7 separate regions of the Mus musculus genome follow, and all the other regions are linked to region 1. A link is a loop called in an ENCODE intact Hi-C map of the cell type or tissue named here. Cell type or tissue: left cerebral cortex. All regions are shown on one strand. Region 1 has its middle 4.2 kb from the start of Gp1bb. Region 2 has its middle 3.3 kb from the start of Gnb1l. Region 3 holds the start of Comt (catechol-O-methyltransferase). Region 4 holds the start of Tango2 (transport and golgi organization 2). Region 5 holds the start of Dgcr8 (DGCR8, microprocessor complex subunit). Region 6 overlaps Dgcr8 (DGCR8, microprocessor complex subunit). Region 7 overlaps Txnrd2 (thioredoxin reductase 2).

What was found. Peaks named below come from ENCODE experiments on the same cell type or tissue, not always from the same donor. Only the 100,000 strongest peaks of a DNase experiment are listed, where the experiment ranks them.
Region 2: it touches region 1 in a loop (2.5-fold over the local background); 4 of 42 quality-filtered maps call a loop at or near these places.
Region 3: a loop joins it to region 1, with 3 times the contacts of the local background. A loop is called at or near these places in 2 of 42 quality-filtered maps.
Region 4: it touches region 1 in a loop (6-fold over the local background); 22 of 42 quality-filtered maps call a loop at or near these places.
Region 5: a loop joins it to region 1, with 2.6 times the contacts of the local background. A loop is called at or near these places in 3 of 42 quality-filtered maps.
Region 6: it touches region 1 in a loop (3.0-fold over the local background); 3 of 42 quality-filtered maps call a loop at or near these places.
Region 7: it touches region 1 in a loop (7-fold over the local background); 40 of 42 quality-filtered maps call a loop at or near these places.

What each region holds. Positions count from the first base shown.
Region 1 is chr16:18,616,183-18,620,182 of GRCm38, reverse strand. No RefSeq gene overlaps it. Among named protein-coding and RNA genes, the nearest start is that of Gp1bb, 4.2 kb to the left of the region's middle. In left cerebral cortex, a CTCF peak has its summit at 2,323 (motif pointing right); DNase peaks (open chromatin) are centred at 1,659, 2,335 and 3,014; H3K4me3 peaks cover 693 bases; H3K27ac peaks cover 361 bases.
Region 2 is chr16:18,493,420-18,497,419 of GRCm38, reverse strand. It overlaps a transcript of Gnb1l not described here. Among named protein-coding and RNA genes, the nearest start is that of Gnb1l, 3.3 kb to the left of the region's middle. In left cerebral cortex, a CTCF peak has its summit at 2,032 (motif pointing right); no DNase peak of the experiment used is centred here.
Region 3 is chr16:18,425,033-18,429,032 of GRCm38, reverse strand. It overlaps Comt (catechol-O-methyltransferase), which reads left to right and starts at 2,317. Exons shown (of 6, transcript NM_001111062.1): 1 at 2,317-2,677. Txnrd2 (thioredoxin reductase 2) reads right to left here and starts at 2,616. Exons shown (of 18, transcript NM_013711.3): 1 at 2,474-2,616. The coding sequence starts at 2,588. In left cerebral cortex, a CTCF peak has its summit at 2,415; DNase peaks (open chromatin) are centred at 2,439, 2,884 and 3,464; H3K4me3 peaks cover 2,170 bases; H3K27ac peaks cover 2,182 bases.
Region 4 is chr16:18,343,724-18,347,723 of GRCm38, reverse strand. Tango2 (transport and golgi organization 2) reads left to right here and starts at 3,814. Exons shown (of 9, transcript NM_001359109.1): 1 at 3,814-3,926. In left cerebral cortex, a CTCF peak has its summit at 2,308 (motif pointing left); DNase peaks (open chromatin) are centred at 340, 2,297 and 3,692; H3K4me3 peaks cover 2,082 bases; H3K27ac peaks cover 2,551 bases.
Region 5 is chr16:18,287,458-18,291,457 of GRCm38, reverse strand. It overlaps Dgcr8 (DGCR8, microprocessor complex subunit), which reads left to right and starts at 2,290. Exons shown (of 14, transcript NM_033324.2): 1 at 2,290-2,355. In left cerebral cortex, no CTCF peak of the experiment used is centred here; DNase peaks (open chromatin) are centred at 2,079 and 2,462; H3K4me3 peaks cover 2,043 bases; H3K27ac peaks cover 665 bases.
Region 6 is chr16:18,273,194-18,277,193 of GRCm38, reverse strand. Dgcr8 (DGCR8, microprocessor complex subunit) reads left to right here. Exons shown (of 14, transcript NM_033324.2): 8 at 1-28. Among named protein-coding and RNA genes, the nearest start is that of Mir1306, 9.1 kb to the left of the region's middle. In left cerebral cortex, CTCF peaks have their summits at 2,219 (motif pointing left) and 3,428 (motif pointing right); no DNase peak of the experiment used is centred here.
Region 7 is chr16:18,441,386-18,445,385 of GRCm38, reverse strand. It overlaps Txnrd2 (thioredoxin reductase 2), which reads right to left. Exons shown (of 18, transcript NM_013711.3): 7 at 3,576-3,638; 8 at 2,112-2,182. Among named protein-coding and RNA genes, the nearest start is that of Comt, 17 kb to the right of the region's middle. In left cerebral cortex, CTCF peaks have their summits at 342 (motif pointing left) and 1,719 (motif pointing left); a DNase peak (open chromatin) is centred at 1,724.

The DNA.
Region 1 (4,000 bases):
ACCTCTCAAGGACAACTTAGGAGTTGAGGTGACCCTGCTGTGTGGACAGCTGTTAGAGCGCCCAGAGACAGATGGGAGTTGGGATGACTCAAAACCAGGTGACTGTAGCCTGTGGCCCAGTGGGGACTCCATGGGCGATGAACTCTGAAGGGTAGGGAAGGCCAAGTGACAGAGACATGACCTAAGGGGCTGCAGGTATGAGTTTAACCAGAGTCTCTGAAATGTGCTGTGGAGTGAATCAGGCCTCCTCCCACAACCCTGGCCCCTCCAAGTGTTCTCAGATCTTCCTATCCCATCTCACCAACTGACAGCCCCAGCAGTCTCAGCCCTCCTGACAGTCCCCCTGACTAACAGAACAGTCACCACACTACCCCACACCTGCCCAGGTCATTATATATGCTATTTCTAGTCTGGTTCAAGGTTCTCCAGCAAGTCCCCTACCTCACAGCTCAGGACAGAGAACACTTCCGAGCTACTCTGGAGCTGGAAAACTAGGTACAGTTTCCTCCCTGGGAACCCAAAGGAGCAGAATGGCACATCCCCCAGTACTGGAACCAGCCTGGGTGCCAGGCTTGATGTGAGTCCCACCTGATTGCCTCTACACATACTGGATGCTTTTGTTCCTGACAATCCTGATCCTGATGAAGAACCATGGGTCTGGGCACAGGAAAGCACTAGGCCTCCTCTGACCACCACTGACCAGGTCGGGAGGCTGTAGCTGACACGGCCTTTGTCTTGGCCTTTGTGGGACAAGACAGATGACCCTCCAGTAGGCTGATGCTATCTAGAGGCTGCCAGTCAGACTTGAGGCATAAGCCACCCCCCTCCTTTGTGGGCAGGGGCAGGGCATCCGGCCCATTGTGGGCTGCAGGGAACTGTGAACTTGTCCATCCGGCCTTATCAATGCATCAGGGACAGGGACAGTGGTCCTCTTTGTTCACCCTCCCCAGGGGTGGCCTGTCACCCCAGAAGCCCTGGTTGAGGTACACAGATAACACCTTAAAGTCAGTTGAACACAGTATGGGGAGGGGCATCCCCTCTGCTTTTCAGAGGAGCAAAGCAGGTGTCAAGAAACTCTTCAAGCTCCCACCCCTTTCTGTGGCTATAATGGAGCAGAGCTGAGACAGGCTCCCTGGGTCCCCACGCTGCTCCTCCTTTAGGGGACAGTGCCAGGGCCTAGCAGGAGCTGTAGGAAAGAGCTCAGGCTCAGTTCACACTGCTCACAGGGCCTGAAGGCTCCAGGACCAGTGTCTTGCTGAGGGTCTGGGTTTGGGATTCCTGAAGGACCAGGGGCCACTGTCTTTCCGTCCCTGTCCTAAAGAGGAACGGCTCTGCTACCAAAGAAACACATCTGGCATCACTGTATTCAGACAGAAGGGTGGACTTCTCGCTTGCTGGTTTGTCCAGGAGACCCCTCTTGCCAGACTGGCTAGTGCCAAGACTCCAGCCTGGCCTCAGTGGCTGGCTCTGCTAGTGGTTTGGGAATTTCTCCAATTCTAACTCCTGACCCTAAGCTGACCCTCCACGTGCTTAGCCTGGGGTCTCAGCCTCCAACAAATGTGGGGAAGTGGATGGTCCCAGCTCAGTGCTCCTGAATGCACACTCCTCCTCCTCAACCCAGCCTCCACCATTGTCATCTACTTCAGAGACAACACAGCTGCCCTGGAGTCTCCTCCCCAGCCACCAACTCATCCCCTCTGTGGTCTGGGCCTCCCTCCAGATGAGCGTAAGTCACAGGGCCCCTCTCAGAGGCATATTTAATATAGCTACAAAGACATGGCCTGGGCTGGTTGATTCTGAGTCCTTCTGATAGAGCTCAGAAGTCAGAGGTGACTACACCACACTGCCCACCCATCCCCTGGGCCCCAAGACTTCAGCTTTAAAGGGAAGCCCCAGGACTTAGCTTTTGTGTACCTGCCCTACTCTCTACACCCATCACACCCATGCCCACCACAGCGGGTCTGCCCTTGCTCCTGCGGCTTTCATCCTTATTCAAGACCTCATTCAAACTAAGAGATTTCCTGCCTCAGCTAGGCTAGTACAGGGCACAGAGGTACATTTAGAGAGGTCAAGCCACCTGTGCAGCCTGTACTGCCATCCAGCTAAAGATGGCCAAGGAGTTGAATAGATGGAGTTCCAGTGAGGCTACACAAGATCACCAGGCTTGGCATAGACAGAGTAGTGACCTCACGCAGAGAGCTTCTATCTCATTGTGAAATAGATACGTGCTGCTGCGGGAAATGGGGACTTTGGCCCTCTTGTTTTAAACTGCCGGTTGTTTAGCCCTGCTTTCCCCTCAATCACCATGACCTCCGACTGGCACCAGAGGGCGCTAGCGATCCGTAAAAGACTCAGAGCTCGGCGTGCAGTAGGCAACGAGGGACGCCCCAGCAGTCCCTAGAGAAAGAGAGCAGGGACCATTCAGACTGCCCAGACTGCAGAGAGAGGTTGGCAGGTCATTCCCTCCGGGGATGGAGAGGAGGGCACTGCGAGGTCGCTGACAGACGCGAAGAAGATGAGTGCAGTCCCTCTTCTTCCTATCCTTTTGGCACACTGACAACCGGTCAACCGCAAAGATAAGGACCTCTTCCGCCTGGCGGGAAAGACGTGGGCCAATCCAGGTGCGCTCCCCACCCCATGTTTGCTCCGTAAACATTCACTGACCCCCGCTGTGTGCATTGTGAGGGGGTGGGGCTAACGACAACCAGCGCTGGACTCTCACCATTTCTGTGAGGGGAAAGCCCAAAGACTCAGAAAAGGAGGCTCCAGCATCTCTAGGCTTCCCTGGTGACCAGGGAAGCAATGGGGTTCTCCATGAGTCTTCTCTAGCCTGGAGAAGCCTTGAAACTGGGCTGACCTGCTTGAGGCCATCACAAAGAGGACGCCCAGGGAAAGGTGGGGAGTCGGGGGGGGGGCAGACTAGCCACTTAGGAGGGGGAGGCCCGCACCCGCTACCCAGACAGAGCAACAACATTGGGGTGGGTGGCCCATAGCTCACTGCAGCGTCTGCGCCAACCCCCAGCGTTTCCGATGGAAGACAGGCGGCAAGTGATAAATCACCAGCTCCCACTCCCACCCACCCAGGGCTAACTGGTGGGCAAGAAGGGCAGCGAGGGCTGTGTGTCACAGAGACAAGGCCTGTGACAGAGACAGGAGACAGGCTAGAGCCAGAGGCTTTCTGACACCAGCCAGTTCCTTGCTGGGGTGTCTGAGTTCCCCTGGTACCCTTTCCATAAAGCCCATCTGGAAACCAGCTGAGAACCATCCACACTGACCCCAACTTGAGGTGTGTGCAGTGCCTCCTGCAGCAAACTTCAGCTCCTCTGAGAGGGCCATAAATCAGCAGGGGGCACTTGGAGTAGTGTCCCCAGTAGAGTGAGGGTCTTTGGGGGTCACTGATCCTAGTGACTAGGCCTGGCCTTGGCTGTGTCTCTCCCTTCTTAAACAGCTCTTGTGGGACCTCCCAGCCCCCAACCCTTTCTGGACAGTATTGTCTGGCCTGGAGCCCTCCATACCGTGTACTCTCTATAATGGCTGCACATGCTTTCTGACTTCTTTTCTCAAAGACAAGAAAAAGTTACAAGGCCTAATGTGCTCTCCTTAGGAGAACCCCTGGGGGCCGGTCTGCCCCTGGTCCCACAAGAACTGTGAGGATCATCAGGTACTCCCCAGTGAAGCTGTCTCTAGGGTTCTGCTGGGTCCAAGAAAATGCTGTCCGTGCCTCCTTCCATTCTGTCTTCCTGTCAACCTACTCTACCCAGAGTGCCTAAGGCTGGCTGGAGAAAGAGTGCTGAGAGATGAGCCAAGGTGCCCCCAGGTGTGAGACACTCAAGCGCGCGTGCACGCACACGCACACGCACACGCACACGACAGGGGTGAAGTCAGTTGCAGTAGGAGAAGCCTGATGAGAGTCGAAGGCCAGGCTATGAGCCCTCCCTGCAGGGCATATTCCTAGTTCCACTGCCCATTTCCCCAACCCACACAGAGCTCTCCTCAGGAC
Region 2 (4,000 bases), 120 kb after region 1:
CACCATTTGCAGTCTGAATTTGACTGTGTACCCCATGTAATTGGTGCTCATGAAATGTCCATTTGTGAATGTATTTAATTTCATATATTTTCAGGGTTCATCCATGCTGTAGTATGTACCTGAATTGCCTTCTTTTTAAGTGCTGACTGAGAGACTGGAGAGAAGGCACTGACGGCTCCTGCGTAGAACCTCAGTCTGTTTGCCAGCACCTACACTGTGGCTCACAAATATCCATAACTCCACTTCCAATGTATGATTTTTTTCTAGTTTCCGGTCACTAAGCACATACAGAGCTCACATATTACATGCATGCAGAAGCACTCATCCATATAAAAATAAACATTGGTTTTTTTTTTTGTTTTGTTTTGTTTTTCGAGACAGGGTTTCTCTGTATAGCCCTGGCTGTCCTGGACCTCACTTTGTAGACCAGGCTGGCCTCGAACTCAGAAATGAGCCTGCCTCTGCCTCCCGAGTGCTGGGATTAAAGGCGTGCGCCACCACGCCCGGCATAAACATTGTTTTAAGCCAGTCTTTAATCCAGAACTCAGGAGGCAGAAGCAAGTGGATTTCTATGAATTCCAGACCAGCTTGGTCTATATACTCAGGCATCTGTATCAAAACCACCTGTAGTGGCTATTCCTGGTTGTCAACTTGACTATATCTGGAATGAACTACAATTCAGAATTGGAAGGCTCACCAGTGACCCTAATCTGGAGGCTGGGAGATAGAAGTTTCTGATCTGGATCTTGATATGGAGATCTTGAGGCATAGTGGCTATGAATTCCAGAAGATTAAGACCCGGAGATCTCTGAGTTCAAGGTCATCTGGAATTAAAGGTGGCACACAACTTTAATCTGGGCTACACCTTCTGTTGGAGACCATATAAGGACAATGGAAGAAGGAACTCTCTCTTTCTCTCTCTCTCTCTCTCTCTCTCTCCCCCTCTCTCTCTCCCTCTCTCCCCCTCCCCCTCCCTCCCCCCCTTCCCCTCTNCCTCCCCCTCCTCTCCCTCTCCCTCTCCCTGTCCTTTGCCTGCTTGCCGTGCATGACTGAGCAACTGCTAGATCCTTGGACTTCCATTCACAGCTGCTACTGACCATTGTTGGGAATTGGACTGCAGACTGTAAGTCATCAATAAATTCCTTTACTATATAGAGACTATCCATAAGTTCTGTGACTCTAGAGAACCCCAATACACCACCCAAAAATAAACAAACAAAAGCTAATTGATCCCTCTCGTGAGTGTCTGCACTGCCCATCATCCCTTATGACACTGAACTGTTTGTGCTGGTGGCCACTGTGGGATAACAGTGCTGTAGGATCACTGATCACTGTACCTTAGGGTTTCTATTGCTTTGATGAAACACCATGACCAAAAGGTAAGTTGGGGTGGGGGGTTTATTTGTCCTACACTTTCAGATCTTAGTCTATCATTGGAGGAAGTCAGGACTAGAACTCAAACTGGGCAGGAACCTGGAGGGAGGAGTGCTGCTTACTGGCTGCTCCTTGCAGCTTGCTCAGCGTGCTTTCTTATAGAACCCAGAACTATCAGCCAAAGTATGGCACCATCTATAATGAGCTGGACCCTCCCTCATTGATCACTGAATAGAAAAATGCCCTACAGACCTGACTGCAGCCTGATCTTATGGAGGCATTTTTTAACTGAGGTTCCCTCCTCTCAGGTGAATTTAGTTTATGTCAAGTTGGCATAAAACTAGCCAGGACACACTGTAAAAGATGTTTGAGTCACTGGTTTTAATTTATTTAAAAAAAAAAAAAAGCGGGGGGTGGGGGTGGGAGAGGGCTGGAGAGATGGCTCAACGGTTAAGAGCACCGACTGCTCTTCCAGAGATCCTGAGTTCAATCACATCGTGGCTCACAACCATCTGTAATGGGATCTGATGCGCTCTTCTGGTGTGCCTGAAGGGAGCAATGGTGTACTCATATACATAAAATAAATAGATCTTTAAAAAAAAAGATTTATTTATTTACTGTATGTGAGCGTTCTATCTGCATATACATCTACATGCCAGAAGAGGGCATAAGACCCCATTATAGATGGTGTGAGCCACAATGCATTTGCTGGGAATTGAACTCAGGACTTCTAGAAGAAGATGGCCACATCATTATCTGTTGCCATCAGTGGTGCACAAGTCTTCCAATACCTCCACAACCTGCCAACAAGTAGCTATGCTCTGGGTTTGCCATGCAGATACTCAGTTTCCCAGAACTATTCATTAAAGATATTGTCCCTTCTCTGTCTTGTCACCTTTGTCAAAAGTCATTGGTGGGCTTAGAGAGGTGGCTCATTGGTTAAGAGCACTTGTTGCTTTCACACAGGACCCAGGTTCAGTTCTCAGCACCCACATGACAGCTCACAACTGTCTGCAACTCTAGTTCCAGGGTATTCAACACCTTCTGGCCTTTGAAGACACTGCATGCATGTATTGTACATATATGCAGGCAAAATAGTCATACTCATAAGATAAAAAACATTCTTAAAAAGTCATTTGATATTGTGTGCACAAGCTCACACACATTACACACATACTAGCAATCACAAACGTGTGTTTCTTTTTATACAGAGCTTTCTGTTGTTTTCCATTGGTCTATATATCTGATTTTTTTTTTCAAGATAGGGTTTCTCTGTGTAGCCCTGGCTGTCCTGGAACTCACTTTGTAGACCAGGCTGGCCTTGAACTCAGAAATCCACCTGCCTCTGCCTCCCAAGTGCTGGGATTAACGGTGTGTGCCACCACACCCAGCCTATATGTCTGATTTAATGCTAGTACCACACTGTTTTGAGTACTGTAGCTTTATAGTTAAGTTTGAAATCAAGAAGTATAAGACCTTCAAATTTGCTCTTTCTTTCTTCCTTCCTTCCTTCCTTTCTTTCTTTTTTTTAAAAGATTTATTTATTTATTATATGTAATAAGTACACTGTAGCTGTCTTCAGACACTCCAGAAGAGGGCGTCAGATCTTGTTACAGATAGTTGTGAACCACCATGTGGTTGCTGGGATTTGAACTCCGGACCTTCGGAAGAGCAGTTGGGTGCTCTTACCCACTGAGCCATCTCACCAGCCCCTCTTTCTTTCTTTCTTTCTTTCTTTCTTTCTTTCTTTCTTTCTTTCTTTCTTTCTTTCTTTCTTTCTTTCTTTCTTTCTCTCTCTCTCTCTCTCTCTCTCTCTCTCTCTCCCTCCCTCCCTCCCTCCCTCCCTCCCCCGATTCTTTCTTTCATAGCCCCCTTCTTTCTTACTGAGACAGACAGCCTCATTCTGTAGCCTACATTGGCAGCTGAGGTATGTTGCCCCTTGCCAAACAGTCTCTACCACAGCTGGTTGAACATGTTGATGCAGAATCCACAAGCACTGAAGACTATATGTGGGTTGTCTGTATATCAACCTATGTACATATCACACACACATTATTTATTTGAAATCCTGCTGTCTCAGATTCTTCCCTCTCAGTTGCCAGGGTTACAGACATATACCACCAAGGCCGGTTTAGAATAGGTTTTTCTATTTTTACCAAAACACCATTGAAGTGTTAATACAAATCGCTTAAGTCTTTAGATCACTTAGGGTGTATTGATATTTTAAAATATTGTGCTGGGATTCCAGGTGTGGTGGTACACACCTTTAGTCCCAGCACTCAGAAGTTAAAAGCAGGTGGATCTCTGAGTTCAATAACATCCTGGTCTACATTGCAAGTTACAGGACAGACCCTGTCTCACTACCCCCTCCCCCAATAAATAAAATATTGGGCTAGGATTATAGATCAGCAATGGACCACATGTCTAGTATGAATGAAACACAGCACAAAAATACTAAGTTTTCCAATCTATGAGCATAGAATATTTTTTTCTTTTGAAGTCATCTTTAGTGTTTTTTCAGCAGAATTAGACATGGTAGTGTTAGGATTAAAGGCACGTGCCACCACCGCCCAGCAACATTATTATTATTATTACTCTTGCTCATGGCAGTGTTTGAGAACTTCAG
Region 3 (4,000 bases), 190 kb after region 1:
TACCTTCCATTGCTGATGCCTGTCCTGTCTGTTGCCCGAGTGGGGCTCCTATTGGGTCATCCTGCTCTGAGGCCCTATACTGTACCCTCTGTCTGTTTGCTACCAAATGACTGGCAGGGCTGGCTTATCGCAGGCCACTTGCTTTCCCACAGTGCACACCCAGGAGCCTCCTCTCTGATAAAAACTTAGAAGGCGGCCACAGTGAGAGTTTCAAGGGTCAGTATGAAGAAGGATGCGAGAAGCCTACTGGGGCCCTCACATCCCAGCCTTCACTCACTGTGCTTAGGCCTGTCCTTCTGCCCACAGCTCATCTCCAGAACATGTCTCTGTTTCAACTCTGCCTCAGGACTCACCGTGCTCCTGTTTCAGTTTCTTTCTATCGTCTGGAACAGGGCAGTAGGAATCTAATCGACATGACAAGGTCTAAATAAAGGGCCTGGCTGCTCTGATAAAGGAAGATGGTCTCCTAATGTGTACCTGCCTGCCAGAGAGGCCAACAGCCTTCTTATCCTAGCTCCAGTTTGGATGATACAACACCCTCTCCCACCCCTCAGCTGGAAAACATGGGTATTCCTGCTTCAAAAGGACAGACGGCAGAGCTGACCTGGACTCACAAGTGAACTCTGGAGTCATATGGCGGGTGGCATCTTCCCTAGACCTCACAACATCCTCACCAAAGCAAAGTCCTGAACCCTTGGGGTGTGAGACACGAGTCCTCCAGTCAGTAGTGGAGGACTCTGCCCAGTGGGAAACAAATCCCAAAGCCACAAGGGCTTCCTAGCAGCTTGAAGGGCCCTAGACTTGTGAGCTCAGTGAAGCTCCTGTCTACAGATTTCAACATACTCTTTGGCTTTTATTTATTTTATGTGCCTGAGTGTTCATTTGCACTTATGTCTGCACTGTGGGCACACAGTGCCAGAGGGCAGTGCCAGAGGGCTGTGCCAGAGGGCAGTGCCAGAGGGCAGATGAGGGCACGGGGTCCCCCTCGGAATGGAGTCATCATGTGGGTGCTGGGAACTGAACTTGGAGCCTCTGGAAGAGCAGTGAGTGCGGAGTCGCTCTTGTCCCTCCTTTACAGACATTTTACTGTTATTATGTAGGGTGACGGTACCAATGACACAGAGTGACGGTACCAATGGCACAGGTACTTTGACTGACTTGGGTTTTTTTTTTTTTTATTCCGAACCCCCCGATTGTTTTTTTTTTTTTAACCTCCACATAAATCACTAAAACTACCTCCACCTAATATACAGCACTAGGAGACCCTGAAGAGCCAGAGACCTGGGAGTTAGCAAAGCTACTGAAAGAGCACCCGTCAATCCCTGAGGTCTGTCCCCTAGGTTCCCACCTCACATGTAGTGACTGCTTCCTGGTACTCTCCCAGGTTAGCTTCTGCCACTGAGCCACAAGGCCTCTGCCAACTTCCACTTGCAGTCGGTCTACCTGCCTTGGCCCTGTAGACCAAGGGCCAGCCATTGTACCTTTCATAGCACTGCCTCTGTGAAGAACCCTGGCCTGCCCTTGCTCCTCTCCCTCTATGCTCGCTCCCTGTGGACAGAATTGAGTTCTGTCACTCACATTCAGGGGGCAGTATTAAGGGTGGTCACCATGAAAAGACATAATGGAGACCACTCATGAAACTGATCATACCACTGGGAAACTCTGGGGGAACTTGGCCTATTGGGGGTAGTGGACCCATGTTGAGAGGTACCCAGTTTCCCCCTTTGAAATTAATTACTATCCTGATTTCAGCAATAACGCTTCCTGGTGCAAACAAGTTGTTTCTTCCCCTTCTCAAGAGCCCTGACAAGCACTGGGGCTTGGTTCCACAAACTTTCTAGTGTCTTCTCACTCCCCAAACACTAGGCAGGTCATGAAGGTGCATTTGGAAGCTGAGGAAGGAAGGGCCAACACCTCAAGGCTAACTCTAGCTGCACTGCCAACTGACCATCACTCAAAAAATCAAAATCAAGCCCAAAACAACAAACCAAGGTAGTTCATGACTGTAACCCCAGAAGGCCACGGTCGGTGGCAACTACCTAAGCAGTCTGTGGCCAGCTTGGCTACATGGGGGTGGGATTACGGACAAAAACAAAAAGAAAAAACTAGAACAATAAAAAGAGTTGCTGCACCTAGGAAGTTGTGTGCCAATGGGGTACCTGTGACCATCAGAGCCCTTGACATCATCCCATCACAGCCCTGACATCAGGGCTACGATTAATATTGGGGACACAAATCCCAGAAGACTGGGCTTGCTGCCACCACAGGAGGGCCTCAGGCAAGGCACCGCCAACGTTTTAGACACCTGGGGAAAAAGCAGCCCTGCTAGAAGCAGGTCCCCTCCTAATCAGAACCCTGGCCTGTGTGGGCACGCCCACGCGGACACGTTCCAGGACAGCCCCGCCACCGCGACCCCCTGTGGACACTCGCACAGGCACCCTCTCCGCGTGCACCGCCCACGACCCCACCCTACCTCCCGCTGCACTCGCCGCGCCCCTTGTCCCGCGTGTCAGAGCCCGTGTCCGCGGCCGGAAGCGCCTGCTGGGTCCACGCAGCGCCGCCACCATCGCCGCCACCATCGCCGCCATGGTCCGGGGACCTCAGGCGGTCAGGGCTGCCCTTCGCACTGCCTGAGCGTCCGCGCCTCGGGGTCAGACCTGTGCGCGGCCTTGACGAGGTGAGTGGTGCCCGCCCGGAGCTCGGACTCGGGATCAGAATCTGCATGCACCGAACTGGGACTAGGGTGAAGGGCCCGTACGTGGGAACTGGTTCTGACCTAGGAGAGCGCAAGCCGGCGCTGGGGAATGGGGACACATGTGAAGGGGGTCTGATCTTGGCTGGGGGGTCGCTGAAGGGAGGCAGGTGACCGAACTTGAGTATCAGTGCTGTGGTGGAAGATATGTCCTTCGGTGGGGCTGTGGAGTTGGGCTTAACCTGGATAGAATGTAGCACATCCAGGGCCTGGCCCATTATAAGAGGGTCCGACTTACTTAGTTGTTGGATTGGGATGCAAACCTTAGGGTCAAAGTTACAGGGCTCAGGGATGGTCAGTAGAGTTGGAAGCTGTTGAACAGGGGTTCTTGAGAGAGGCCTTAGGGTGCCCCCGGGTCACTCCTTGCAAAAGAAGTGCTACCCACCCCCACCCCCCCACTCCCAAAGGGACCCCTTGGAGCTCAGGAGCACTAGGGCAGGAGCACTACGGCAGGCTTTGGGTGTGTGCTAAAAAGAGAAAGTCTTCCAGCCAGGGACTTTTGGGGTCCTTGCTGGCCCTCCAAGCCTTGGGAGAACAGTGGGAGCTGCCACGACTTGTGGGAGCTTGTGGTGGGGTAGGGCCCTAGAGGACATCTTGTCACAGAGAAACAGCATCGCCCTAATAATTGGGACAGATTTTACCTAGGAGCTGTAGGGGACCGGCTGAGTCATCTCCATTTGAGCAGAGGTGACAAGTGGGTGTCTTCTGGGGAACAAAGGAGCACAGAATCCATGAAGGGAAGGGAAGAGAAGGGAAGGGTGCTTTATACAGGCTCTTCGTGGCTTTGCTGCTGGGCTAATTCCCATGATCCCACAGAAGCTACAGAGCTGCAGACACTTTGGGGTCTAAAGTTGCTCTAGGGATGCACCCGTGAGCTGTCAGAGATGAAGCTAAAGTTTATATTTTTAAAAGGAGCTTGGCTAAATGTGGCTAAGCCTCCAGTGTGTGCACCCAGTAGAGGATCCTTTTCCAGGAAGGGAGACGTCCTTCCTATTGAACAGAAGTCCATTTTCTGTTCCATGTGAGGGTCATTCTTAAGAAGACAATAGAAAAGTTGGTGTTAGCCACAAATCAGTCTTTTTTTTTTTTTTTTTTTTTTTTTTTTTGGTTTTTCGGGACAGGGTTTCTCTGTGTAGCCCTGGCTTCTTAGAACTCACTTTGTAGACCGGGCTGACCTTGAACTCAGAAATCTGCCTGCCTCCCAAGTGCTGGGATCAAAGGTGTGAGCCACCACCGACCGGCAACAAA
Region 4 (4,000 bases), 270 kb after region 1:
GTTGGACTTCCAGCCTTGGGGGCTCTCTCACTGTCCCCATAACCCCTGCAGCAAGGACGAACAAGGTCAGCTAGGCTGGTACAAAGTGGGGATGGTTGCAGTGATTTTGAGGGCAAAAGCAGACTCTAGAAAAACTAGAGCTTTTTTTCTTCTATGAAGCCTGTATTTACAGAGCCTTTGGGCACTCCCTACAGCTGCATGAGACTGCTCTTTCCCCGGGGCAATGAAAAGCGTCCTCTTCCCGGGAAAGGGGAATTATGTGTTTATCTCTTCCCCACTACACCCTGGTGTCCCGATTTCCTCTGCCCTGCTTTGAGTCTTGGAGAAATATCAAGGAGCTTTATCCACTGCCTGAAAAGATAAACACATATTTCCCTACTAGGTAAAGCACACCAAACACATCTCTGCAGTGACATAAGGCAGTGGAGGGGACCCACGGGGGATGCTGTAACATAAACAGGAGATGGAAGTGCAGACTGTGGAAATGAATCTGGCCTGTGCTTGCTCAGAAGCCTCTTATCCTGAGTGCACTGGAAATGAGCAACTCTTCTGGGCTGTCGGTGTTTCCCAAGGCCCCTTACAGATAGTGCTAATGGAGGCCAGGGTGTGTGTGTGTGTGTGCGTTTGTGTGTGTAGGGGGTCTACCCAGATGGTCATATTTCACCCACCTATGCTGAGTCCAGTGTGCTCACCCAATAAGGGTTGCTTGGTGAAGACAAAGAAAGTAAATGCCTGGAGCAGGAGCTCACTTCTGGGTCGCCTACAATACAAATTGATACCAGGAGCTTTTCAGAGTCAAGGCAGTTGCTACTAATCCGTTGGTATTGCTACTTGAAATGAACACCATTTGGCATCCTGGTATTGAGATATTGTTGCAGCTCTGGCAAGGCAGAGTGAGCAACTCTAAGAAAGCAGAGTCTTCCAAGAAGGTAGCTCTCTCTAGGTAAAGCTGTAACTACAGCTCTCTACTAACTACAGCTGTCTTTCTGGTTAAGTTGCTGTGTGGTGGGGACTCTCTTTCCTCAGTTAGAAGTGGATTTAGTCAATCCAGCTCTACCCTGGCCCGTACTCATCCTGGAGCACCTCTCTTGAAGACCCCATAGCTCTGGATCATACCACTTCCCCATACTTGCTGATGGGACAGAGGCTGAACAGGTTTTTCTCTGCTAGAAGAGGGCAAAAGGGAGACATAGCCTCCCAGTGTAGGAATGTCCCCTTTTAGAGACCTGGCTGCTTTAGAGCCTGATCATCAGCTGCATAGAGGAAATCAGGGTGGATAGAGACAGCTCAGATAGGTTTCAGGGCTGCTATCTTACAGTCTCCTTACCAGGGCCAATAATGAATATCTCCCCCCTTCTCTCTGCCTCTCTGTCTCTCTGTTTGTCTCTCTGTCTTTCTCTCTGTCTCTGTCTCTCTCTCTCTCACTGTGTGTGTGTTTCTTGCTCTGTCTGTCTCCCCCCCCCCCACTCCCCCCCCCACTCCCCCCCCCCCATCCTCCTTATCCATCCAGCTGCTGGCCATTTCTGTAGGGATAGTGCTGGGGAAAGCCACAGAGAGGAAGTGTTTGTCAGGAAGAACTTCCTAACTAGTTGGCACTTAAATCCTAAAAAGGTGTTTACAAAAAGTGGTGAGCTCCCATTCGAGGAATGAACAATGAGCCAGACTCAAATGGGAGAGAATGTCAGAGTGCATAACTATTAAAAAAAAAAAAATAGGGGCAGGAATTGGATCCCCTTCCCCTAATTTGGACTGCCTAGTTGGGCCTCAGAGGGAGAGGGTGTGCTGGGATTAGATGTCCCAGGGTGGGGTGGTACCCAAGGGGGGCTCCCCCTTCTATGAGGAGGAGGGGAGGGTGTAATAGGGGGTTGGATTTGGGACTGGGAGGAGAGGAAGGAGGGGAGCTGCTATCAGGATGTAAAGTTAATAAATAATTAAGGAAAAAATTGGGGCAGAGGTTCAAATCCCCCCCGCCCCCAAAGGGCCACCTGCTGCCTGTGATGGGATTCGAACCACTGTTCAACATGTTCTTACATCTCTCTTTATGGATAGGATTGATGAGAAAGCATATCCAGCCATTGTCCCACTCTGAATTCATGGCTTGGTGCTTTGGGGACAAGCTACTGTGTATCTGCTATATCCCAGACCATGCTCTTTTAGCCTCAAGCCCGTGTCCTGCTTGTCCATGACTACCTCTTAGTCCTGTAGACCAAGTGATCTGGCAGCTCAGATGGAGACAGCTGGCAGGAGCACAGGGTGACTGTGCTAAGCTGGAGGAAGAATGGAAGTGCCTAGCTAGGTCTGCCACCTGCTGGCCAGGAGTCATAGTCTCCGGAGTCTGGTCATGTTTGCAAATGATTTCCTTTAGTTCTCAGGAGGAATGCTGGTGAGGCTGTGTGAGAGAGGGCAGAGCTGTGACTGGGTCTGGCTACAGCCTTGCTTTCGCCTCTCTGAGTTCCAGTTTTCTGCAAAACATCAGCATTGAAGTTTGGGACCATGGCACCTAGATCGTCCAGGCAGCTAATGCCACTTGGCATTTTTTTTTTTTTTTTTTTTTAGATTTATTTATTTTTTTTTTATTATATGTAAGTACACTGTAGCTGCCTTCAAACACTCCAGAAGTCAGATCTCATTACGGATGGTTGTGAGCCACCATGTAGTTGCTGGGATTTGAACTTCGGACCTTTGGAAGAGCAGTCGGGTGCTCTTACCAACTGAGCCATCTCACCAGCCCGGCATTTTTTTTTTAAATCAATTACATTTTATTTTGTGAGTATATACCACAATGCACATGTGGTGATCAGAGAACAACATAAAGGACACAGATCTCTCCTTCCACCATGTGGATCCCAAGGATGGAACACAGGTGGCCAGGTTTGACAGCGAGCATCTATACCCAGGCAGCTATCTTGCTAGCCCTTTATTTTACTTCAAGTGAATAGCTTAACTGCTCTGAGCAATTATATTTACATCTCTCAAGTGGAGTGAATGAGAACTGGGTATCAAGTCAACTGGGTTGAGAGTCTGTAGTACAGTATCATTGTCTTTAATGTGGTTGTGATCCTTGTACTGAGTACTCACTTTGGGGAGGACCTCTGATGCTCCCTCCACCTTAGCGATGGATGCTCAAGCCCCTTACACAACCTGATATTAACAGGTACAGGAAGCCCCCAGTGATTGTCCTGGCCCTGTTCTAAATGTCCCAGTCATTGTCCAAACATAGCTCAAGCATGGTAAATTCCTCATCCTTGGGGGTCTGGACTCACAGAACAGCCTCTGTGACTTCTTAAGGACTATGGAAGGCACGGTGGAGCAGAAGTCCGTGTTCTGTGTTGTTTTTTAGTGCAGGGAATACAATAGATGAGAAGTCAGAGGCCAAGGATACAGGCAGTCTAGTAAGACTTGGAGGCGACAAAGGGAGGGGAGGGCTATCTGGGACAGATGATATGGTCTAGAGATAAAGACCAGGACTTTGTCTAAAGGGGGTGGAGGTGGGTCCAGCGCCTGAACCGGGCGGGGTGCAGGGTCTCACAGAGATAACCCACAGGCTGAGGAGCTGTGGCTGCATGAAAGGACCAGATGCCCACACAGCTCCAGCCTTGGTGCATCGCCAGCCTTGGTGCATCTCCAGTCTTGGTGCAGCTGCGGGGGCGGAGCGCTATATCTCTAAGCGACAGCACATACGGCCAACAAGGCCGCGGTTCTGGGTTCGATGCTCCGCCCTTCGCTGCTGCGCCCAATAGCGAGCGCTCTGGAGGCGGGCCGGGCGGGTTCTGGGCTGGAGGCTAAAGCCCGCGGGTGCGGCACCCGGAAGTCGGCGGCGGCGGAGGCGGTGAGTGTGCAGCGGGTGGCTGGGGCTAGCGGGCTGCGCTCCTGGCGGGGCTGACCCAAGGTCGGGCGCCGGGCTCCTGGAACGCGGTCTGGATCAGGTTGGTCGAGGACGAGGCGGTCCGCCCCTTCTCGTCATAATTCAGTTTTCCCTTTCCAAGGCATTAAATGGAAA
Region 5 (4,000 bases), 330 kb after region 1:
GGCAAAAAATAGTAAGACTGACTGGAGTATCAAATAGTAGCTTTTTTCCCATATTTTCCCTCCTTCCTTGGATCTATTTCCCATTCTTGAAATCTAAAGCCTATCTGTGCTTGCTGGGAATCTGTATCTCCAAAAGTTTGGTGCTGACTTCAACATTCATTCCCATGTTAGTTCTTCCCAGTGTGCATTCAGCTTTTCCTAAAGGTTTGAAGATACTCAGGACTCTGATGGTTGTCAGGACAAATGGCTGTGGTTCCTAGCATACCAAAGCACCTCTAGGCCCCCAGGCTCACTCAGTACCTGTAGCTTCTCTCAGCTCTTTTCACCCCACCCCTAACCTAAATCTCTTCACCTCATGTCTTCCCTGGATTCCCTTAGCTTCTGATTCCTACAAAAACCTGCCATTTCTGCCATGGACTCTTTGACCTCTCCTCTCTTTGGCACTCCTTCCCTTGAAGGAACACCACCATATTCCAGGATCCCTTAATGCTTATCTGTAAGCACATAGACCTCTGTGCCTCCTACAGCTGGTGGCCTTTTCTTTTTTAAAGATTTATTTATTTTATTTATGAGTACACTGTAGCTGTTTTCAGACACACCAGAAGAGGGCATCAGATCCCACTACAGATGGTTGTGAGCCACCATGTGGTTACTGGGAATTGAACTCAGGACCTCTGGAAGAGCAGTCAGTGTTGAGCCATTTCTCCAGGCCAGGCCTTTCTTTTTTCTTTTCTTTCTTTCTTTCTTTTTTTTTTTTTTTTAAAGACAGGGTTTCTCTGGTAGCCCTGGCTGTCCTGGAACTCACTCTGTAGGACCAAGCTGGCTTCAAACTCAGAAATCCGCCTGCTTCTGCCTCCCAAGTGCTGGGATTAAAGGTGTGGGCCACCACTGACCGGCCATTTGCAATTTCTAAGAATTTTGGGGAGAAACTTTTCTATTTTGTTAAAATAGATACAATTGGGGCTGGAGAGATGGCTCAGTGGTTAAGAGCACCTACTACTCTTCCAGAGGTTCTGAGTTCAATTCCCAGCAACCACATGGTGGCTCACAACTATCTGTAATGGGATCTGATGCCCTCTTCAGTTGTGTCTGAAGAGAGCAATGGTGTACTAATATAAATAAAATATATCTTAAAAAAAAAAATAGATACAATCTCCCCAACCTTAGGGATATAACTCAGTGCTTTTAGCATTAACACAAGTGTGCTGAGACCGTGAGTTCTTCAACATGTTACCCTTTAGTCGTGTTTTTAGCATCCACTTTTCATGTCCAGCAGCAATTACTGAAGTGTTTGCCTAACGGCAGACAGTTTTCTATAAAATTTTTATTACACTTATTGACTTGAATCAGAACCTAAAGGAAAGCTAAACTATTTGAGGTTCTGGATAGTATAAATATAACTTATCCCCACCTTAGTCCCGGGCTTATAGCAATGAAGTAATGGTTTGTGGGTTCGGGATTTGAAGGGCTCAGGAACAGACCTGGCTAACTTCATTTTGTTTCTGAGTCACTTCTGTCCTAAAGAATTTTCCTAAGTCTCATACTGCTACCACGGGTGTCAGATGAGTCTGGAACTGCTTAAGTTTCTTTATGGTCTTTGGCACTGACACAAGTCTGCAAGGCCTACCTAAGGTCCACCCCAAACTAAAAGGACCCCCAATCGGCTCTGCTTCTCCTTCCTTTTTTGACACGGAGGATGCTGTAAGCACAGCGAACATTTTTAGTCATCAGATCTTTGTCCTTCCTGGTGTGATGATATTGCGAGTAAAACTCCTTTCCTATCCTCCGCATCGCGCATCTTATCCGTTGACTTTCTAGGATGGGTGTACCTCCAACATTGTCCTTGGGACGACCCAGAGCCGGAGGTCCATTGTCATTCGCAAACTCAAAAGTGACTATTGAGCTCAACAGAGGCCAGCTCATAGATGAGCTCCCAGCGTCCCTCGCACTCCCGCGCTCCCCGGCTCCCGGCAGCCTCTACGCGCCTCTCTCCCGGCGCGCCCCGCGGCCGCAACTCAGCCCCACCCGGAGCGACAGCCGTTAGAAGTGCCAGGCTTGCGGCTGGTCCCGCCCATCCCGGTCTCCATAGCGCCTCGCAATTGGGCCGCGCGCGCCTCGCGCTGCCGATTGGCGGCCGCCTCAGCCCGCTCCCGGCTCCCCCAATGCGCGGAGGCCGTGCGCCGTGATTGGTAGCCCTCCGCCAAGGCCCGCCTTCCGCTCGCCCGCGCGGCAGCGGGTCTCAAGAGCCGAGCGCTTTGCAAGGGCCTTCGCGGGTTGTGGCGGCGCCGGGGTCGGTGAGGGTCGACCGGCTGTGGTCGGGCTGCGGGCGGCTCGGGCAGGTCGCGGGCGCCACAGGTAGGTGCGGGGCGCGATGGGCGCCCCGCGGGCGGCGGGCGCTGCGGCCTGGAGAGGCTGCGCCCTTTCCTTCCCTCCTTCCACCCCCACCCCTCCCGGGCGAGGCCACAGGCCGGGGCTCGGGGCGGGGCGCGGCGCGCTAGGCGGGCTGGGCCACGCGGAGTCGCGGCCTTTGTGCAGTGGGGGCCGGGCCCGGAGCCCAGGCATCATGAACGTAGGGTGCTGTCTGCCTGGTAACGAAGCCCCCTGGGCGGTGGGCCCGAAGCCATTGCCTCGCCTTCTGGCGGGAGAGGTGTGGGCAGGGACACCTCAACGCCCCGAACTCCGCCTGTTTTGTTTGGAAAAAGCCAAGAAACCGCCCAAGTCTCCACCAAATTACCCGTGGATGAAGTGTCATGTAGCTTATCAGAATGTGGTTTTACAGTAACAATGAACGTTGTAGAAATAAATGGCAAGTGGCAACCTGTTGACAGCGATACATGTCAAGTAGTATCATCCAGTGGATTTGGGTTGCTGATGGTAGGAATTTGATTTGCCATCTTGCATGCTTGCATGTACCTTATTGCCAGATGCAGAGATGTCCTGTGTTGGGTTGTTGACTCTTGTATGCCAATCACTATTAGGGTGCCCACTCTCTGCTGGCTCAAACTAGACTCCCAGCCTTGGAAGTGGCTCAGTTCCCACTGTAATCCATCACTAACCGAAGATAGTGAAAGGCTGGCCCAGCTAGTGTGGCCTTTCAGTTTAGAATAGGATTTGCGGGGTGACAAAGGAATTGATGAGGTCATACTGCCTTTGGGTTGAGCGGGAGGCTGCAGCTGTAGCACTGGCCATCCGTTCAGCAAGTAGGAGTTGTTCACATGTTTTGGGTAAGCCCTGTGCCAGGGTCCAGGGGAGCCAGCAGTGGGTCTGACTTGCTCACAGTCTAATTGGCAAATCAAAATCTGCATCCATAGGTCCAGTCAGCTGAAGAATAGTGAGGTTTACAGGCAGGAGGGCTACCCTTTGAGCTGTGTTGCCAAACATGTGGAGCAGGCAGTTCACAGTGGCTGTCTGAATTTTACCTTGTGAGAAACATGATTTTGACTGGTTTGCCCAGTTTGGCCTTCTCTTGTCATCATTCCCCTCCCATGTGATCCTATGTACTTTTCACATCAGTTTCCTTTGACATCTTCCATGACTCCCATCTCCAGTACTGTCTGTCCTCCCTTCTGATCTCCAATCTCCTGCTTCTAGTTGTCTATTCCACTTTAACACCAAATAGGTTGATTCACTCCAAGAGATAACCACAGTCCGTGCCAGAACAATCCTTATGCCTGTCTAAAGTCACCTTGGTGCCTCTCATAGGCCTGCATGTATCTCCTAAGAAGCCTTGCCACCTGTTTACAACACCAGACCATTTCCCAGAAACTGTAACCTAAAGTCCCTGTCCAAGCTATCTGGTGAGCTTTTAAACTCTTCTAATTTGATCCCTACTCTTACTCTCTTAGGTTTTCTGGACACAGAGTGATTCATTAAATTGTAAGGTGTTATAAAACTGAGGTAGTGCAGACTTAGGCCTGCTTGTTTGAGTGGCAAAGCAGCTGTACCACTTCCTAGCTTTGTAACCTTGAGCAAATTGTTTAACCTTTCTGTCAGAGTACTG
Region 6 (4,000 bases), 340 kb after region 1:
AGCAAAAAACTTGCGAAGAATAAAGCTGGTAATGTGGTTTGCTTGGTATATCAGCTACTTTCCCTGTTGCTTTGATGAGATAGCCTTATAAAAGCACATTTAGAAAGGAGGGGCTTGTTTTGGCTCATCAGTTCATCCTGGTGGGAAAGGCATGGTGCAGGAGCTGGTGGGTGCTGCTAAAGTAGCATCTGCAGTCAGAAGCTTACAGCTTCCTTTCTCCTTTTTGTTCAGCCCAGGACCTCAGCCCATGGGATGGTGGCACTTACCATTAAGGTGGGTTTTCCCACCTCAGTTTACCATAACTAGATACTCTTCCACAAATATGCCCCAGAGGCTAACTTAATTTAGATATTCATCTCAGGCATGTCTAGGAGTTGGTAATCAGAGTTAAACATCACATTTGGTATCCTAGAGATGCTGCATGCTGGGTCTTCATCTCTGATTAGCAAGGGGCTATGTAATGCCTGTAGGATTTTATGGGCCTAGGTTAAGACTTTTATTCGTGTTATCTATTTTATTTTTTGTTTTGGTTTTTTGAGACAGGGTTTCTCTGTATAGCCCTGGCTGTCCTGGAACTCACTCTGTAGACCAGGCTGGCCTCAAGCTCAGAAATCTGCCTGCCTCTGTCTCTCGAGTGCTGGGATTAAAGGCGTGCGCCACCACCGCCCAGCTTATGCATTTTATTTTATTTTATGATTTATTTTTATGTATATGAGTACACTGTAGCTGTACAGATGGTTGTGAGCCATCATGTGGTTGCTGGGAATTGGACCTCTGCTCGCTCTGGCCCAACAATTTATTTATTATTATATGTAAGTACACTGTATCTGTTTTTAGCCACACCAGAAAAGGGCATCAGATCTCAATATGGATGGTTGTGAGCCACCATGTGGTTGCTGGGATTTGAACTCAGGACCTTTGGAAGAGCAGTCAGTGCTGAGCCATCTCCCCAGCCCCCATCTATTTTGTTTTTAAAGAGATTTAATTTTGGTGTGTGTGTCTTCATGTGTGTACATTTGTACGTGTGTATGTGTACATGTATGTATACATATGTGTGTACTACTTGTGTCCTGGTGCCCTCAAAGGTCAGAGAGGGCATTGGATTCTTCGGATTTGGAAGTAAAGGAAGTTGTGAGTCACTTGATACGGGTGCTGAGAACCAAACTCAGAGCCTTAAGTGCCTTTAACACTTGGGTCATCTCTTCTGTCCTGTACTTTGATTTTTAAAACAACATAAGTGTAGTTTATAGTAAATGACTGTAATCTTAGTACTGAGATGCTGCTAATGTACCATTGTGAATTTCTGGCTAGCCTTGGCTTTAGAGCAGTTCTGTCTTAAAACTAAGAGCTGGGGATATAATTAAGCTTTAGAGTATACTGGTCAAGGACAAAATAAAATATGTGCTTATTATAAATGATTTAAACTAAGAGTAAAAAGACTTGATGAGTTAAAAAGATGGCTCAGTAATAAAGACCATGTAGAACCATGTCACAGCAGGACAAACTTGATTGTTTTACTAGGCTCAAGTTTGTCCTGCTGTGATAAAGTTCCATGACCCCAAGGCAGCTTTAGAATAAAGCCTGTAATTGGGGCTTGTAGTTTCAGAGGGTGAGTCCACGACCATCCTCAGACATTGGAGTAGTCGCTTACAGTTTATATCAGATCCACAAGCTTGAAGCAGAGATTTGGAATGGTGGGGACTTTTGAAGCCTCAAACCACAAGGGCATGCCTCAGAATCCTTTTCCAAATGCTCCACCTCCTAGGGACTAAGCATTCAAAATCCGGAGACTACAGGGTGGGGCTGTGGGGAGGGGAGATTTTCATTCAAATCCCCATAATTCCCAGAACCCACATGGGGCAGCTTACAAAGAACTTAAGCTCCAACTCAGGGAGGATCTAATGTCTCTGGCATTACATGCATGTACACATAATTAAGATTCTAGCTGAGTGTGTGTGGGAACACACATTTAATCCCACCATTTGGGAGGCAGAGACAGACAGATCTCCTTGAGTTTGAGGCCAGCCTGATCACAAAGTAAGTTCCAGGACAGCTAGGGCTGTCTAAAAAACAATCAGATTTTTATTTTTTTAAAAAGTGAGTCTTGGGCTGCAGAGATGACTCAGAGGTTAAGAGCACCAACTGTTCTACCAGAGGTCCTGAGTTCAAATCCCAGCAAGCACATGGTGGCTCACAACCATCTAATGGGATCTGATGCCCTCTTCTGGTGTGTCTGAAGACAGCACCAATGTTCTCACATATATAAAATAAATAAATCTTTAAAAAAAATGTATCTAAAGTGAGTCTTTATACTAGAGGGCCTCTTTCTACTGAATAACAGCAGAGCCAGTGTTTTCAGTTCCTGATTCAGCCAAATGCATATTTGGGTATGCTTAGAGCTAACTGGGCCATATGGAACACATGCAAGTGTTTTGTTATTTTTATTTTTTATTTTGTTGTTTTTGTTTTTTTTGAGATAGGTCTCTGAATGCTGAGACTAAATCATGCACCACTACACCTGGAATTCAAGTTTGTTTTTAAACAGAAAACCAGGCATTCTGAGAGAAAAGACAGGTTCTATGCTGTCATTATCTTGATGGGTTTTGATATTTGTATAGATTTTTTTCTCTTGAGTCCTTCAGACTTCAAATTGGGGATTAGATAGTCATTGCACACAATGTTCATCCCAAGAACTGGTGTTTTCTTCTAGACACACTATACCATGTCTTTGCCTTCTGCCTCTGTGCAGAGATAGACAGCATTTTTGTACTAAGCCGTTTTGATCAGCACTGGGGTTATTGGGTTCTTCTGAGTAGTGGAGTGTATGGGAGATTAGTGTTAGGTGTACTTGTACCCTGGCACATACAGAGCCATTCTTGATTTTATCCTGTGTGATTGTTGTCTTCCAGAACAGGTCTCTGCACAGAACAAGAGCTATGCCAGTTTTGTCAGTCTCACTGGGGCTTGGGGTTAGGGGGAGGGTTTTCTATTTTTTTTTTTTTTTTTCTGAGACAGGGTTTCTCTGTGTAGCCCTGGCTGTCCTGGAACTCACTCTGTAGACCAGGCTGGCCTTGAACTCAGAAATCTGCCTGCCTCTGCTTCCCAAGTGCTGGGATTAAAGCGCCATCACTTCCCAGTTTGGATTTTCTACTTTTTTTTCTTTTTTTCTTTTTTTTTTTTAAGAATTATCTTTTTTATTAGGTATTTTCCTCATTTACATTTCCAATGCTATCCAAAAAGTCCCCGATACACTCCCCCCCCCCCACTCCCCTACCCACCCACTCCCACTTTTTGGCCCTGGCGTTCCCCAATTTTCTACTTCTAAGAATCAGTTTCTCTGCTAATTTTTTTGTTTTAGTGGCCATTGCTGAGGACAATAAGTCTTTCTTTTTTTAAGATTTATTTTTATTTATATGAGTACACTGTAGCTGTTTCCAGACACACCAGAAGAGGGCATCAGATCCCTTTACAGATGGTTGTGAGCCACCATGTGGTTGCTGGGAATTGAACAAAGGACTTTTGGAAGAGCAGTCAGTGCTCTTAACCACCGAGCCATCTCTCCAGCCCAAGTCTTTGTATATCATGTTACTGGCTGTCCTCTGTTCAGTTGCCCTTAGTTTACATATTCTGCCTCAGTCTGCAAGATGTCCTGATACCTATTTTGCTAAGTTACTCATGCAGAGTTAGGAATTGAACAAGATGCTCAATCACTGAGCTAATCTCTAGCTGCTGCTGTACATTTTAGAAGGATTCAGTCTAAAAAGACTTTTCAGTTCAACAAATTGTTGAGACTTTCAGCAGATATCTTTTGAGATAGAACCTGGCAAATGAATGGAAAACCCCTCAGGCTTATCCTAAGCTATTCTTTACAAGATTAGAAGTCTATGTTCTGGACTTTGTGTCCTCCACCAATATTTCAGCCACTCACTCTAGACATCTGCACTGTCTTGTCTTTGTTACAAACTTATTTTGCTGGGATGTGTTACCAACAATGCTGTGC
Region 7 (4,000 bases), 170 kb after region 1:
GGCCAGGCAGCTGGCCCACAAGTAAAGGCACATGCTCCCAGGCCAAGTTCTATCCCAGAACCCACCTGGTGGAAGGACAGAACTGATTTTTGAAGTTGTTCTCTAACTTGTACACGTGTGTCATACCATAAATGTATGTGTATGTGCGCTATGTATACATAAATAAAGCAATTAAAAATGTTTTGTTGGGGGCTGGTGAAATGGCTCAGTGGGTAAGAGCACCCGACCGCTCTTCCGAAGGTCCGAAGTTCAAATCCCAGCAACCACATGGTGGCTCACAACCATCTGTAACATGATCTGACGCCCTCTTCTGGAGTGTCTGAAGACAGCTACAGTGTACTTACATATAATAAATAAATAAATCTTGAAAAAAAAAATGTTTTGTTGTTGTTGTTTTTAAGGAAAAAGAAGCCAAGCATGATGGAGCGTGCCTGCAATCCCAGAAGCCAGTTGGTACAGACAGAAGGGTCAGAAGTTCAAGGTCATCTTTGTCTTCACTGTGAGTTCAAAGCCAGTCTAAGCTACATGAGCTCCTGTCTCAAAAGAAAGGAGCTGGGCCAATGACATGGCTCAGCAGGTAAAGATGCCAACAACCAGCACAACAACCCGGTCTTGACCTCTGAACCCATAGCGTGGAAGAAGAATACTGACTCCTGTAAGTGGTCCTCTGGCCTCCACATGCACAGCCCCACACTAAACAGATAAACAAACAGTGTGGGCCAGATGAGCTGGCCCAGTGCAAGAGCAAAAGCATTAGCTGTGCAAACCTGGAGACCTGAGCTCAGCCCACAGAATCCATACAAAGGTAGGAGACAATCAAACTCCACCTATCCTCTGACGTCTGAAAATGCACTGTGGCATACACGCACGCGCACATGCACGCACACACATACACCATGGATAGAGCTATATGCAATAATAAGTTTTTGGTTTTCTTTTGGATGTTTTTGGTTGGTTTTGTTTGTTTTTAAGGGTCTTTTTATTTATTTTATTTTATTCATATGAATACACTTGTAGCTGTCTTCAGACACACCAGAAGAGGGCATCGAATCTCATTACAGATGGTTGTGAGCCACCATGTGGTTGCTGGGACTTGGACTCAGGACCTTTGGAAGAGCAGCCGGTGCTCTTTTGCAGAGCAGTCTCTCCAGCCCTGTTTTAAGGATCTTGACAGCTAGGCATGATGAAAGGCTCACACCTTTCATCTTAGAACAGATGGCAGGTGGAGACAGAGGCAGGAGGAGCTCTGTGAATTTGAGGTCAGTATGGTTTGCATAGCAAACTCCAGGACAGCTAGGACTACACAGAGATCCTGTCTCAAGACAACAACAACAACAACACAACAAAGGAGCTTGGAGCTGGGAATATAGATTCCAAGACAAGGTGCCTGCCTAACATTAGTGAGGCCATAGGTTCAATCCCAAGTGCCATGGATGCAGGGGCAGTGTCTTACAGCTCCAACACACAGAAATTGGAGATCTGCACTCTCTGAAATAAATCCGGTGAATACATACACATTAAATCCACACCTGTGTCCACTCTCCAACATACACACCATTTACACCTACACATACACACATATTTACAAGCATACATATGTGCACATGCACACACTCAAGTGCATATGCCAGCCCACCACTGGGCTACTGTTTCCCACTAGTGTTTGCTTGAAAGTGCACAAGGCATTGAACAGCTATCAAGCAAGCCTCTGCCGCCCTCTCGTGGCCACTCTGGTCCCTGCAAGCAGGACGTCTGCACAATAAGGGTGTTGGCTGCATCCAGTATCCAAGAATAGATGGAGCTCTGGGCAGGCCGGCACATTTAGCACATGTGTTCTCACCGCCACACCTGGCCGTAACTTGGGGCATGCTCGATGCAAAAAGCAGAGAGGAGAGGAGATGATCTTCTATACCAGGGTACAGGGGATACTGCTGACAGCCACTGCCCTGTATCATGAACAGCTGACTCTATCTGTAACACTCATGTTATCACCTTCGAGATAGTCATGGGACATGGGGGTACAAAGGTTTTTCCTTCTTTAAGAGAACGACCTTTTGGCTCCAGTAGGAGAAGAAAGCATATCCACCAGCACAACATACCCCAGGCCTTACGTTTTCCCAGGGGACTCCTTCAGCCAGAAGATGTCGTCACTTGTGATTCCATATTCCAGGGCTCCTTTGACCTATGGAGGAAGAGAAGACTCATGTGATAAGATCACCATTGGCATGCCCCTGGGGTTTCTGAAAAAGCAACCCCATTCTGCAGGTTCTGGGGTTCTCTCAATCCATGAGGGGAAGTTTCATGGTTGGATATCTTCAGGTTGTGTCTCTTTGGGGATGGGAGGTGCACATTATGCCCTGGGCTCTTTCCCAAGCATGCACCCCTTCCTGGGAAAGCAGGAGTGGCAGCCTCATCCTCCAAGACAGTCATGCAGCATACAGTATGGAGGGAAGGCTCCCACAGGCATGCAGAGATTTCATGGTTCCTGGTTTTCAAAGGAAACCTCTGCAGACCTTAGCCGACAATAAGTGACCATACATAACAAAAAAGAAATGCCTCATAAAACCAGCTCAGAGAAGTCACCATAGCAATGAGAAGATCCCAGTGGGGAGTCACCAACATGAGTTACTTGAAATATTCTGCTTTTACCAAAAAACCTGAGGTATGTGAAGAAATCAGAAAGTGACTCCAGCTTCAGCTACAGGGAGTAAATATGGTGTAGCCTCTTTGGAAAACAAACTAGTGTCTCTCAAAGGTTAAGCCAAGTGAACTAGTGACCTAGTTCCATTCTTCATAAATACCCAGAAGAAGTTAAAACGAACTCCAGAAAAACACGGGTGCTCACAGCACATCGTGATTCATGAGAGCCACAAAGAGGAAGCAACAAAGGCATTCACCGAGGGGCAGGCGGATTAACAAAAGGCACTAACGCATAAAATGGAATATTACTCAGTCTTTTAAAAGAAGAATCTGATACATGCAGGTATAGGGAGCACATTCTGCTGGTGAGATTAACCAACACAAAGCACATATGTCATATGCATTGGTATGAGGCACCTAGAATCAGAAACCAGGGGAGCTGTCGTAAAGAATCAGCCTGGAATTCTGCAAAGGACCTAGAGATGGAGGGAAGTGGAAGACGCACTGAATGTATTAAACCACTGTGCCTCCCTCCTAAAGGGAATTTCTGCTAAGTGAATTTCATTCAAACTTTTAAGGAGCTGGGTGGCCAGGGTGGATGAAGAGCAAGACTGAAGTCCTGGATGGAGGCCCTGGAGTTCTGAAGTTAGAAAAGGCCGTGGCAATGGAGGCTTGGTGGAAGGAACAGAGGCCAGGTGTGATGCCCGCCACACATTTCAGTCAAAGCTAACTCTGGAGGCTGAAGTGGACAGACATGAATCCCAGGTGATCGGAAGCAGCCCGGACAACACAGAACTAAACACTGAGGAAGAAGGAGAGAGGACACAGGCCTCAGGAGCCTGCGGTGTGGAGTGGCCCTGAGCCACTGCCATGTGGTGTAGATTCAGGGAGGCCTGGAGAAGCAAGAGGAATGAGGGACACAGCAAGCCACTCACTTGTGTGGGGTACCTTGGCCGTCCTCCTGTAGCAATGACAATGTGCTCAGCTGAAAGCAGAGTCTGAGGATAAACAGAGAACCATATGTCAATCAGTGAACCGTCGGCTGCCAGAGCGCTCAAATGCCTGCGGTGGCTGAGGCAGCCGTTCCTGTGACCCCTGCTGTAGTGGGATGCTTTACCCTTATGTCTAAGTCACAGAGCAGGGGTCTCACATTGTCCACTCAACAGGAGGGCCAGGCAAAAGAGGGAGTGAGGCCAGCTCCACAAACTTCACAGTGTACAAGGCCTTTGCAAACCCTGCCTCTTCAGAGCCCCACAAACACTACAGAAAGGGAGTGACTCACCCCAAACTGCAGGAAAGCTAGCTGTGGCATTTGAACTGCTTAACAAGGGGTGTGTGTAGCTAAGGACTGATCTAGCTC